Regions from separate parts of the Homo sapiens genome. Here region 1 is linked to region 2. Evidence: chromatin loops called from intact Hi-C (ENCODE). Cell type or tissue: GM12878. All regions are shown on one strand. Links, peaks and the distances in the headings refer to the core of each region. The heading gives the core; the rest is flanking DNA.

Region 1 (7,030 bases), core at 1,404-6,403, 180 kb before region 2:
GTTTGAGGAAAAAACATTAGCTATAATTTTCATTTTCATTAAAGAGCAGCACCCTCTGAGAATAATCAAACTGATTAGTAATATTCATCTATACTGCAAAATAATATGTACAAAGGAAAGTTAGTGATTGTACTGATTTTATTACTTTTACCAAGCCATTTTATGTTCCTCACTCAATGCAAAGAAATAAAACATAATCTGAAGAAAAATATGTCCTTATTATTATTCACAATAAAAAGTTGGCTTTATTCTGCAAGCCTGGGCATATTGTACAATTGGCAGCACTTAACGGCTCAAGTGGATCAATGTACCAGTTTGATTCTGATCCACTGAATAGAATCTCTCATCCATATCTGGTGACCAGACTAACTCCATGGGAGCTGTGATAGACTGAACCATTTCTGTGGTATCCCTAGATCTCACTAAATAAGAAAGACCCTACACCAGAAAATATAGCAACTGATCTATCTATAAATTACATCTATATGCTAGCTCTTTAGTATAAGTTGGAAAAAGGGGCCCTTTCTTGAGCACATGGATAAAAGTATTATTGTAGTCTAAAGATTGCTGGATTGATATTGTGTTGTTATAATGAAGATAAGGTACACACTGAAACCACTGTCAGATTAAGAAACTTCCACAACTTGTCTCAGTTCTTCAAACAATGGAGCAAGTTCCTTTTCTAGGCTGACAATTAGTCCTAAAATAAAGAGATTAAGAAAATTACATGTTAGAAAAATGTTCCTCAAAGCCTGAAACTCAGATTTCCTTATGTCCAAAATACATAGTTACCAAAAGTAAATCAGAACATAGTTTATTTCCCATGACTGAAACAAAATACAGGTTGAATATCCCTTATCCAAAATGCTGGGTATCAGAAGTGTTTTGAATTCTGGAATATTTGTACAATACTTACTATTTGAGCATCCCTAACCCAAAAATCTCAAATATGAAATGCTCCAGTGAGCATTTTCTTTGAATGCCATATTAGTGCTCAGAAAGTTTCAGACTTTAGAATGTTTTGGATTTCAAATTTTTGGATTAGGGATGTTCAACCTGTACTATAACCCTAAATAAAGCAACCAAAAACTTTGTAGTCATTAATAAGTTTATTTTCAGCATCTATTACTAAAGTGAATGAGTGAAAAATACTTATATATTAGGAAATACAGAATAAATTATATGCACTATAATTTGTTAAGAGTTTTGAAAGGAAAATCTTAATTTATACCTTACTGCTTCAAAATTTGCCTTGACTCAGAAATAATACATATGATTTTTACTAAATAAAGCATACTTTTGTCTCTAAGCAAATTTTAACAGATTATATCAAAAGATAGGTGCTTCTATATTGAACAAAGAAAATCAGAAATTTATTTTTATAAATTTGACAAAGCTAAGACATAAATAAATATTTCAAATGAAAAAATATTTTAAAAATAAATGGTAGAGTACAAAACACACTGGAGTTCAATGATGAACCTGGGAGATAAACATCTAGAAATAAGCATATCTTGCTTCTCCTTAGTTTACTAGAGTGAAAGGCTATCTGCCTCAAACAGAGCCTGTTTTATGTTCAAACAAATAAAGATCTTTCTCTGTCTTATAGAATATAAAAAGCATCTGAACTCTCAAGGAAAGGGTCCAAGTACTAAAATATTGTTCTGTACATTATCATAGTATATAACAACTGGTGACTTAGTATGTGATGATAGGTGATTTATCAAAACTCAGATTTAGTATATTTCCTAAATATACTTAAAATCTTAACACCATTACTATCCTATATAATTCAGAAAGTGTTTTTACATACAGTATTTTACAGATTCCTAAAATGTTTTGAAATGGAAGAGATCTAATAGATCATCAAATCTAAACCTCTCATTCTAAAGATGAGGTATCTAAGAACAGGCTTCAGTGACATAGCTAGAAGAACTTGCTCAGTTTGGAAGAAAAAACAAATAGAAAAAAATATATTACAATTCTCAACAGCAATCAAATCTAAAGGAGACAGACCTTTTAATAAAAATCCTACTTTATATAAAATGAAGTAAAAAAATTACAACCAAGTGAATAGTCATTATTTTACACATAAATATCCAGTGAAGGTATTGGATACAATGGAATTTTACTATTCTCTATAAAGGGTACAGCTTCCTAGCATTTGTTCTCAAATTCTTCAGTTCTCAAGAAGAGTGAGACTATGTTCATCCTATTCATGCTCTTTAAATTCTCAATCACATTCATTTTCCCCATTAGGTAAAATTTAAAAAATTCTAATTTAATAGATTGGTCTGTAACTCATCGATCATTTTAATGCGTTTTGTTGGGTTATCTTCACCTTGTTTTCTTAAACTGCTGTAATGGGAGCAAGATGTAGCACTCAGATAACATTTAATTTTCCTGTCTCCAAAAAAAAAAAAAAAAAATCACTTACCCATACACTGTCTCATTTGAACTAGAAAATAACATTGTAAGATGGAGAAAGCATATATTATCTCCATTATACAGATATGGAAACCAGGATTCAGAGAAATCACTTTTCCCAAGACATGGAAAAAAGACAGTGAAACTGGGCCACAAGTTCAAGATTTTTGGCTCTAAATCTACTATTCCTCTTAAATTAAGGTATGGTAATTAAATTAATTTTTTAAAATTAAGGATTAAAGTGATATTTAAGGTCATTAAACACACCTGTATTGGCACTGCTGCTGGCTATGAAACTCACCACCAAAGGTAAACGATTAAATTGAACCACCTAAAAAGAAAATAAGAGCCAAATAATATGTTGCATTATGAAAAGGTAGTATAACTAAACTGAAATGTCTTAATCTTTCAAAAACTTTAAAATCATCAATGTTTTAGCCCAACATTATGGTATTATATTATGAAACAGAAAGGAACTTTATATTTCAGTGAATATTTCCATAAAACAGAATTAGTGATGATCTCTTAGAGACATTAATACCATTTGGCCTGGAAAGTTTTTAAGGTGAAACCATATCTTCATCTTTTTATCTCTAAAGCCCAACAGAATATCAATTACATTGTAAGGACTTAATAAATAGTTGATAATTAAATGGATAAATGCAGTATTTCTCAGTTATTCAAGTAGTTTTATCTTCATGATATTTTCTGGTTCTTGTGTATTACTGTAATTTAAATTAAATTTAAAGTAACTTTAAATCAACTACCTTCAAAAAAAAAGAAAACTTAGTTTAAACCTAATCCTTATTGATGAAATTAAAGGTCAGATGGTTTGGTTATCTTTTACTTAATACACATTAAAATATATAACTTTTAAAATAAAAGATGGGCCTGGCACGGTGGCTCACATCTGTAATCCCAGCACTCTGGGAGGCTGAGGTGGATGGATCACTTGAGGCCAAGAGTTCAAGACCAGCCTGGCCAACATGGTGAAAGTCCGTCTCTACCAAAAATACAAAAATTAGCCAGGCCTGGTGGCACATGCCTGTAATCCCAGCTACTTGGGAGGCTGAGGCGTGAGAATCACTTGAACCTGAGAGGCGGAGGCTGCAGTGAGCTGAGATCATGCCACTGCACTCCAGCATGGGGCAACAGAGCCAGACTCTGTCTTGGAAGAAAAAAAAAAAAAGAGTAACTTACATCAATTGATTAGGAAACATCGCTCTAAAGCACAAGGAATTAATTTAGTCTTAAGAAAATGTAGCTTGAGATCAAGAGACATGCAAAAACTAAAAACTAACTTCTTTCCCACAAATAATAATCTCATTTATTACATATATATATTTCCAAAAAATGAAGGAATTAGCAGCAAGAGCAAATTTAATAAACTTTCAAGGAAAGTTTTTTTTATCTGTTACTACAACAAAAAAAGTGTGTCAGCTGAGAAATCACAGTTGTTTAGCTAACGGCACCATCTACTGGAGGTAACAGTGACCTGACATACTCTTTTTAGGATAACATGTACTTTATTAAATCACTTAATTACTTTTCCATAGTAATTATTTCCTGGTATGAAATGTGAAGAAAATTACTACATTTTAATACAACCAATTTGAAGGCTAAAATTTTACAATTTCATCCTCTTCAAAACTAAAATTGAGAACTATAACACAAACTATTTTATATATATAAAAGGCACAAAAATGACAACTGAAATCAGCAAATCATTTTATAATTATGAACTTACCTGGTAGGTGTTATAGTAACAGATGATACTTTTATTTTTGGAAAGTCCAAGTTTGCTTCCTTGGTCTGTTGCAAGGGCAAAAGTGGATAAGAAACCAGGTCGCAAAGCATGCTCTGGAGCATTGTCATTTGCCACTAGAAAAATAAGTGATTTAAATAAAAATTATGCAGAGGATATGGTAGAGAGATTTACAGCCCTTTTTTTTCATAAACCTCTTTTTAAAATTGAACACAAAGGTTATGTTTCACAATATTGAAAATCATATCACTAATGGGGTCTCATCACTAATCAGGAAAAACTGCTCAATCAAAAGTTCACTGATCACAAGTAAGAGAAAAAATGCTGACTCTCACAATTTTTTTAAATTTTAAAAAGAAAACTAAATGTTTACATTTTCTTGATATCTAACTTAAAACAGATTAATCAAGTACATTTAACTGGTTATCTGAGGACTAGGCTAGAATAAACTAATGAAAAAAGTTACAAAACTTCTGCTCTTATAAAACCCACAGCAGCAGTATCTCTCATAGATATTAACAATCTGCAGCTGGTTACCTGTTTCATGTTTCTCTCACTCATTAAAAGGTTTGCATGGAGTTTGTTATATTAATGAGTGCAGGGCTCAAGGCTTTAACACAGAGATCCTCATGAAGAATATTAGAGCTGGAAAATCTGAGATTATTTTGTTCAAATCCCTCATTACGGAATTAAGAGAAGGCAAGCAATCTGTCCACAGCCATTCAACAGCCATTTTATAGTGGGTTAGAAAGCACACTGGACCACACATCAGGAGATTATGGGTTCTATTACTGTTTTGTTACTGACTCATGTCCGACTTTGGACGGCAATGTCCGAAGATTATAAACCACAGGACCTCCTTTGTTCTTATAATGTGTTTGCCAAAATTCTCCCAGAAATGGAATCAATGTGTATTACAGAAATGTTTATAATCTTTACAAATTCATGCAGTTTATTAATAAGAATCTAAGACATAGCTAACTCTCCATTAAAACTGCTAAGAAGTCCAAGTGTCTTTGCACTTTATCACCTTCACTTATAAAATGAAAGAACTACATTAGTTGACTTCTAAACCTCCTTTCATTTCTAAAGTCTAAAATTATCTGATATATATGACAACTCCAGGTGGAAAATTGTAAACAAAATATACAGAACATTATCCAATCTTTAATCTTTGATAAAGCCACTATAGTGTCCCAATAAAACTAGGAACATCCATTCTCATAATACCATAATATAGAAATAGTAAAAATTGTCTGAATCCATACTGACTCTCTGTGACATCATGTTTACTTATGATCCAAATACATGGGTATTATCCTAAAACAACTAGCAATTTGATAAAATGTGTGTGTGGTATGTATATATATACACACACACATATATATATAGTAGGGGTGTCTGTGTGTATATCTAGCTGAATACATGCTCACTCTCATCACTTAGATTTACTAATGGTTTACGTTACACTGTAAATGTCTTTAATGGGAAATGGGTCTGTGATAAATCCATGCTTAAACTCTAGATGTTAATATGATACATGTGATATATAATACATTGTAGATTCAAATTCAACCTTCAACATACAAAAGCAAACACTTTCCCCAATACTAAGACCATCTCCCAAATTTACTAAAATGAATTTTATGTTTGCCTGCTGTACTACTCAGATGTAAATTACACACATTTTTAGTCAAAAGCAAAGAAGACATTTGCATTTAAATGTTCAGTTTTACCTTTAATAACAGGTACTCCATCTCTATCTGACACAACAATGGCATGGAGCCCTTCAACACTAGAAAAAGAAAATAGTTAAAATATAAAAAAAGTTAAAATATAAAATTTTAAAAAGTTAAAATATAAAATATTTCATTTTCTCAAACTATGCACCTCAAAGACATAATAATTCTCATGTATTTTCTGAAAAACCACAGACCCCAAAATTCTCCCAGAAATTGAATCAATGTGTATTATAGAAATGTTTATAATATTTACAAGTTCATGCAGTTTATTAATAAGAATCTAAGACATAGATAACTCTCCATTAAAACTACTAATGAATGATCAGTCCATGGTACACAAAAGCATGAAAGATTATCAGCAGGGGCTATAGTGACAAAAAACAGCCTTTTTCCTTTTTCATTCATGCAAATATTAAGCGGCCAGTATTTGTGGCACTTAATACTTTGATACTATGAAAAACAGAAATAAGCACAATCATTGCCTTCACATGGCTTCCAATGTAAAAAGTGAATGTGTTACCAATAAAATAATCTCACAATAACAAACGTAAAACTAAAACTGGTGGCAAGTGTTGTTAAAAAGTTCATAGGGATATGAGAACCTAGAAAAGAGGAGGCTGATGCAGACAGACAGTGGGCCAGAGAAGGCTTTCCTGGAGGCAGTAATACATCAGCTGAGACGTTATGGCACTAAGTGAAAAGACGTGGAAAAACTGTTCCTGGCTGAAGAAACAGGGCAAAAGGAATGCAGGCTATGCAGTAATCCTTTCAGCCATGCTTACGTAAGAAGTAGTAAGCAGAACGGTCAAGCTATAGCTCTAAAGTTAGAAAGATCTGGGTTCCAGTCCAGGCTCTGCCACTTATTATTTATGCTATCTTGGGCTAGTTATGAAACCTTTACAAGCCTCAGATTAACAATTTGAAAATGGGAATAACTGTACTTACTTAGATACTGTGAAATTTAATAATACAAGGCATGTAAAGTGTAGGCTGGCACATAATTCAAAAATATCACTTATTAACTAATACCAGTGGTGTCAATTGTGCACACTGACAATGACATAATTTATCACTAAAGTACTAAGTTATCAGTGAG
Region 2 (7,030 bases), core at 1,060-6,059:
ACTTACACTCCCAACCCTCGTAAGTAAAAAAACAGAGTAGCCTCAATAACTGTGCAATTCAGAAGCTGATGATAAGGCATCTGCTTCGTGTTCTGCCTGGGTTTACTTTCATCTCTGGGAGCGTTCTCAGAACATTAAGACTTTCCCATGTCTCTTCTCTTCTGTTGTTTCTACCCGTGTTCTTCTCCGGGATATTATCAGAAAGTAAACACACCAAAGGAAATAAACAAAATATGCATTTCCAATATATTTTCCTTCAAGCATTCACTAAAAAACTTACTATTGGCAGGGAAGAGTGGCTCACACCTGTAATCCCAGCTCTTTGGGAGGCTGAGGCAGGAGGATTACTTGAGGCCAGGAGTTTGTGACTAACCTGGGCAACATAGTGAGACCCCCATCTTTAAAAAATGTAAATAAATTAGCCAGGTATGGCAGTGCATGCCTGTAGTCCCAGCTACTTGGGAGGCCAAGGCAGGAGGATTGCTTGAGCCCAGGGGTTCAAGGCTGCAGTGAGCTGTGATAGTGCCACTGCACTCCAGCCTAAGTAACAGAAAAGACCATATCTCTAAAAAGAAAAAAAAAACCCAAGCACCTATATCTATATTTCTAGCACAAACACACATACACACACACGCACATACACACACATGCATGCGCACATATATATGTATAAATATGCCAAAGAAATTCCACTTGTACTTGAGGCTAGCTTGAATGGAAAGTTTGAGTTTTCCTGAGTGTTGAGTACTACCTCAGCTGGGAAGACATTGTGGTTGGGCCTGAAGAATGCAGCAAAATCAAGTTGAGGCATGGAATTTATTCTGTAAGTATAATCAGTGTGGAAAAAGGTTGAATAATCTGTCTCCAGACCTTATTCTCCAGAGGAGAGGCACTGTTAAGGGTCCAAAGGCTCTCCCTGACTTCTCCTGCAACTTTTCCTTCACTGGCATTTCCATCAATAAATCTCTTGCACCTCTAGTCTTGTTTTGGCATCTGCTTCTCAGAAATCCAAATTGACACATGGTAAATGGCTAAGTATTATTAGCAGGTATCAAGAGGAATTATAAAACAATCCATGCTGAAGACCTGAGGAGGACTATGCGGGTGAGGTAAAAGAACAGCAAATGATCAAAGATCAACTTTCCTATCAGCATGGATATTTTGTCTCTAGATAGTGTAAGGACAAAAATGAAAAATAGAACAAGATACTGGTGGCTGGTCTTTGGGAGTAGTATTGGAACAAAATCTGGTGGAGACCAAGCATAAATTTATGAGGGGCTGAATGGAAATACAAGCATTAAATAATAACAGTTGGAGATGCAATATGTATAAAAGGTTTCCGTGATAATTGCCAAATGAATGTTACGGTCAATAAATGCTTTGAGTTCAGAGAGTGAGAGACCACATGGAAGTTTAGAAGGTTTTGGAAATATTTTCAGGATAGACATTTCTCCAAAAAGCTCTGGATATCACAACTGGATAAGACCTGGTTACTTTTACTGCTAAAGAAGTGAAAACAGAGGAGGTTGAAATAGAGGAGTCATTTGAATGTTAGGGAAGGTAGTCACCATGCAATATTTTGAAGACATGTTTCTTGAGTGGAGTCTCAAGACTTCTGAGGAATCGCAACTTATTTATAAAATTTAAAAACATTATGTTTTCATTTTGATGTTAATCTTAAAAAATTATTATTAATGTATTTAGGATCCCGGCATCATCTTCTGAGAACCACCTCTCGATTTCTTGGCCTCCTTTTGTATTTGTGTTAATACTTACGTTGGCACAAAACAGTACTGCTTCAGTCATAACAGGCTGATAAGAAAAAACAGAAGTAGGCTACATATGTAAATGAACCATTCCTGTGACATGCTCGTATGTGCTCAAAGATAGACAGGAGGCTGAGCGCGGTGGCTCGCACCTGTAATCTCAACACTTTGGGAGGATGAGGCGAGCAGATCACTTGAATTCAGGAGTTAGAGACCATTTTGGGCAACATGGCAAAACCCTGTCTGTGCAAACAATACAAAAATTAGGCTTGCTGGTGTGTGCCTGGGGATGTTGAGACAGCAGTGAGCCGTGATGGCGCCACTGCACTCCTGGAAACAAGAGTGAGACTTTGTGTTAAAAAAAAAAAAAAAAAAGGCCGGGCGCGGTGGCTCACGCCTGTAATCCCAGCACTTTGGGAGGCCGAGGCGGGCGGATCACGAGGTCAGATCGAGACCATCCTGGCTAACATGGTGAAACCCCAACTTACTAAAAATACAAAAAAAATTAGCCAGGCGTGGTGGTGGGCACCTGTAGTCCCAGCTACTCGGGAAGCTGAGGCAGGAGAATGGCGTGAACCCAGGAGGCGGAGCTTGCAGTGAGCCGAGATCGCGCCACTGCACTCCAGCCTGGGCCACAGAGCAAGACTCCGCCTCAAAAAAAAAAAAAAAGACAGGATTCCTTGGGGTTGGGTCTTTTGATATTTTCATCAATATGAGCTGCTGATATGATGGTTTCTCTAATTATGGGCCAGTTAAATTAAGCACATGCAAATCTCTTGAGGACAGACATTAAATTGGGAGCTACCATCCATTCTCATTTTGAGAAATAAAATATTTAAAATATTCTGTCAAGTAAGAAGCACCAATTTCAATCCGAAGTCTAAGCTGCCATTATTTTCTAGAATAGGAAAATTAGCATTTGATTTCTCTCTTGCTATGTCTGGGAGACTTATCAGAATAATACGAGAGATACTGTGGTCTTCAGTAAACTTAAGATTCATAAGTTCTTCCAATTCTTCCATTGTATTAGCTAAATGGAATTCTGTGGTAGTGCTGTCCTGTAGGAAGAAACCTATGCCCCAGAAGACACCTAGCCTCCAGGTAAAATGCAATTAGCTCAGCACAGAAAATATAATTAGCATCCTGTCCATTTTATATGTCAGATAGCTCTTGCAGGAGCCCATTCATCTCAATCCCTATTCCCGCTCATCTCCTTTGTATTGTTAAAATGGTTTTTAACCGGAACCTGTGCTGCCAGGTGGTATGCTTTCCTTTTGTTTAAATCCACTCACTGTATGTATTTCTTGAATGCTGCTATGGGCTGCTCACCAAGTTAGATGCTGTAATAAGCCCCACAGACACCGTCTCTGCCTTTGCAGAGGTTATAGCCAAATGAGAACAGAGACATGAAATGAGTAATCATGCAAATGACAAGTGTGATAGGGCTTGAGAATCTCATTACAAGGGAAAGGAAAGTCTGGGAGCTCAGAGAAAGGCTCCCAGAGGAGCACAAGGGTCTTTAACCTGAGGCTTGCCACTTGAGAGAGAAGTCACCAAGCAAAGGGCAAGCAGAAAAGCAGTGGGACGAGAATGTTTCTAGTATAAGACGGAGAGGCTGAGTGGTGCCCCAGAGTACTAGCATTTGGGGTATGGGTGGGACTGGCTGGGAACAGCTCAAGTGAGTTCTGCCCTCAGTCTCAGATCTTGAAGGGCCCTGTAAGCCTGGTAAGTATTTGGGTCTTTATTCTAAAAACAGTTGAAGGCAATTAAAGATTTTAACTTAGGAGTAATAAGATTGGCTCTGGGTGGGGAATTCATTCCAAGTGGCAGCTAATCTTTTTGGGTTGTTTGGTTTTGTTTTTTTGAACCTCCGCCTCCCAGGTTCAAGCAATTCTCCTACCACAGCCTCCCGAGTAGCTGGGACTATAGGCGCATGCCGCCACGCCCAGCTGATTGTTTGTATTTTAGTAGAGATGGGGTTTCACGATGTTGCCCAGGCTGGTCTTGAACTCCTGAGCTCAGGCAATCCACCTGCCTTGGCCTCCCAAAGTGCTGGGATTACAGGCGTGAGCCACCACACCCTGCCCTAATCTTTTTTAAGAGTGCAATCTGATTGTCATTCTCCTGTTTAAAAACATTTAGTGACTTCTTCCCGCTGTCAGAATGGCTTCTAAACTTTTAATAAGGTTTACAAGGCCCCTCTTGAACTAATCCCTCCTACTTTCCTAGGCTCATCTTTGATTATCATGGCCCCCCCGCCGCCCCTCCCCTGCCCTTTTCTTCCTACTTCTGCTCCCACCACACTCCTCCCCTGCTCCAGCCCAGGACCTTTCATGCTTTTTTTTGACCTCGACCAAGTAAATAATTCTTAGCATTTTACAGTGTGACTCAGTATGCATTTACACACATATACATATATCAGATAAAAGCTTTATGGAGCAATGGAGGAGGAATTCTAGTATTTTCCCTTTTCTTTCTTATAAATGTGGGTTTACACTTACCAAACTGACTTCATGACCCACTCTGCTCAGTAGTTCTTTCATGAGCCAGTTCTCCCTTTTTGTCTGAGACTTTGCACATGTGCTTACTTCTGAGTAAAGCACTTTCTTCCTGCTCTGCTGCTTGCCAGGGAATTCCTGCTCTACTTTCCGTCTCAACCAGAAAGTCTCAGGGAATCTTTGTTAACTTCTCAAGTCCAGCTTACGCACTATTTCTGACTTTTCGTTGCCTTCTCTCTGCCTGTTCTCCACACCTACCTCCCTTTCTTTTTTTTCCTTTTTCACAACTATTTATTGAAAGCCTACTATATGCCAGGCACTGTTCTAGGCATGGGGGTAGGGCTGCCTTCATGGGGCTCTGTGCTCAGAGGACCCCCACACTTGGTTTAACGCTCTGCTATTGCTGCCTTGAACATCTTAATATTTTTTTATCAAGGGGTCTCACATTTTCATTTCATACCGAGCCTCACAAATCATGTAGCCAATCCTGCAATGGGGGTGCAAGGTACAAAATAGACCCAAATTCCTACCCTCGTAGAGTTCACATTTTCGTGCTTACTGCAAACTCATCTCTTTCCTTAGCAGTTGTCTCAATGTACAGTATTTGACTATTTACCTTCCTGTCATCCCAACTAGTCTCTAAACTCCTAGAGGGCAAATACTCCTTTGCCCAACTATTTCCAGTGTATATTATACTGCCTGGAACCCTTTAACCTTGTATACACTAACAAGTTTATGTAGAATGAATGAATGAACAAATATGTTGCCTCCAACCCTTGTCCTATAATACATGGCTCCCTTGATCAATGCTATCCTTGAGGCTGCTTTGACAAGTTTTCGCTTGTATTAAAGCTCTGTCACTGGCTATGAAGCCCATCAACTCTGAAGTGATAACTTTAGAAGAGTTACAATTTTATGTACATTAGTGAGTTTTATTTACACTTATGATTGTGATTAATTCACCAAGCAGATGACCTCCACCAAGAATTTGAGGCCCAAGTATCATTCTCAAAGTGAGCACAGAAAGTTTGAAATGTTTTTGAGATGATTAATGACTTCAACTGGAAGAGATAAAAGCAGAGGAAGAGCATCAGGACTTGAGAATGCAGGGAAACTGAGATGAAAAGCTTGTCTTATGCTTTTTAATTCTCTTTAAAATATAACCTAGTTACTCTAGAATTTATTTGTAATAATATTGGTTCAAACTTGAAGATAGAGTTATAGGATGACTTCTTAAGATGTCATAATCATCAGTTGGGCATCATTATTTTCCTGAGGAAACCAATTTTAGTCTAATAACCCCAGTATTTAAAACTCCAGGATGTTTGTTTTTTGTCTGTATCTGGTTTGAAGAATGGCATACAGGTTATGTTCAAATACTTGAAGTTTCTGTATACCTTAAAGCACTTTTAAGGGTTAATAAAAATACATGTCCTATCCTTATCACTTACCTTTTACTGCCATCCTGTGGCAAATTTATTTTCTAGATAAAAATCCATTTGCAAAACCACGTTTTTTATTTTTATCATGGATCACGGTTTCAGATTTTATCAGTCCTCAGTTAACACAGGCACACCATAATACACACATATTTAGCAGCATTTTGCTTTACTGGCATGTTCCACAATGCAGTAGCATACAGTTTATAATTGTGAGATTTCACAAAACATTTTTCTAAAGGACTCTCCTCAATTATCTCCTTATTTCTTTCCTCAGTGGGTTTTCAGTGGATGCTTGGGCAGTAACAGTTTATCATAGCTTCAGTGAGACTTCCTTGGTTGTCTCTCTGTATTTGGAATACTTACAGATACTTTCCGCTGGAACCCAGATTTGGATTTCCTTTCTTGGATGTCCTCTCTTCTGATCTTCTAGACTTCTACTAAGTTCCAGCATTCTTATTGGCGAGATAAAAGGCACAAGCAAGATCAGGCAGGGTGCTTATGACAGAATGTGCTCATGTGTCGCCTGGTTTTGACCATCTCAGGTCAGCATCTCTGGATAAGCAGGGTCCACATGGGGCTCGGGGAGATAGCGGGCAATAGTGTCCTTGTTTGGAGTTTGACGTAGCCTCTGTGACTAGGAGGCTGACAGCAGGCAGGTTTCACAAGGGTAAGTTTTGTTCATGCTGTCTACCCTAAACCATTAGGACCTAGATTCTATTATAGTGGAAAATAATAAGTCTGAAAAATAATAACAACAATGCTAATGGCTAATCCTTTGGAGTCCTAATTTATATGCCATGCCATGTTCTAAACACTTTACATGCATTATTTCATATTTCAAACTATCCTATGAGTAGAGGCCATTATTATTCTTATTTTACAAATTAAAAAAAAAAAAGCCCCGAGTCTTACAGTGACAAGATGCCTTGTTTAAGTTTACTCAGCTGTGGACTGGAGGGCTGGTGGACCCAATGAGTGAGTGAATAAAGTGTTAGGTTGGATGCCCAGTGTATGTACTTCAGTTTTTTCTTCCTTCTAAATCATTTCCTTACAGCTCAAGGAATCTTCCAGAAGTTGCATTTTCTTTAATTTTTCTTATACCTCATTCAATATAACTTTCTCTTATTTGTTTGGAAAGAAAACCTAGGGATCATGAGATGTCCTTCATTTATCCTGGGCCAGGTACTAGTAGTAAAGTTGTACTGTTTTTCTACTGAAAAAAGTACATCTCCAGTCTTTGACAGCACTTGGACTGATAATCAACTTGGAAGCAAAAAATGTTTCCCTAGACCAAAGAGAGAGTCCCATTTTCTTTCTTTCTTTC

Evidence for each region. Peaks named below come from ENCODE experiments on the same cell type or tissue, not always from the same donor. Only the 100,000 strongest peaks of a DNase experiment are listed, where the experiment ranks them.
Region 1: it touches region 2 in a loop (3-fold over the local background); 3 of 110 quality-filtered maps call a loop at or near these places.

Annotation. Positions count from the first base shown.
Region 1 is chr4:99,881,368-99,888,397 of GRCh38, forward strand. LAMTOR3 (late endosomal/lysosomal adaptor, MAPK and MTOR activator 3) reads right to left here. Exons shown (of 7, transcript NM_021970.4): 4 at 5,929-5,987; 5 at 4,175-4,308; 6 at 2,695-2,758; 7 at 1-700. The coding sequence ends at 627. Among named protein-coding and RNA genes, the nearest start is that of LAMTOR3, 9.5 kb to the right of the region's middle. In GM12878, for the core only: a CTCF peak has its summit at 3,890 (motif pointing left); a DNase peak (open chromatin) is centred at 3,894.
Region 2 is chr4:100,057,809-100,064,838 of GRCh38, forward strand. No RefSeq gene overlaps it. Among named protein-coding and RNA genes, the nearest start is that of H2AZ1-DT, 110 kb to the left of the region's middle. In GM12878, for the core only: no CTCF peak of the experiment used is centred there; a DNase peak (open chromatin) is centred at 3,133.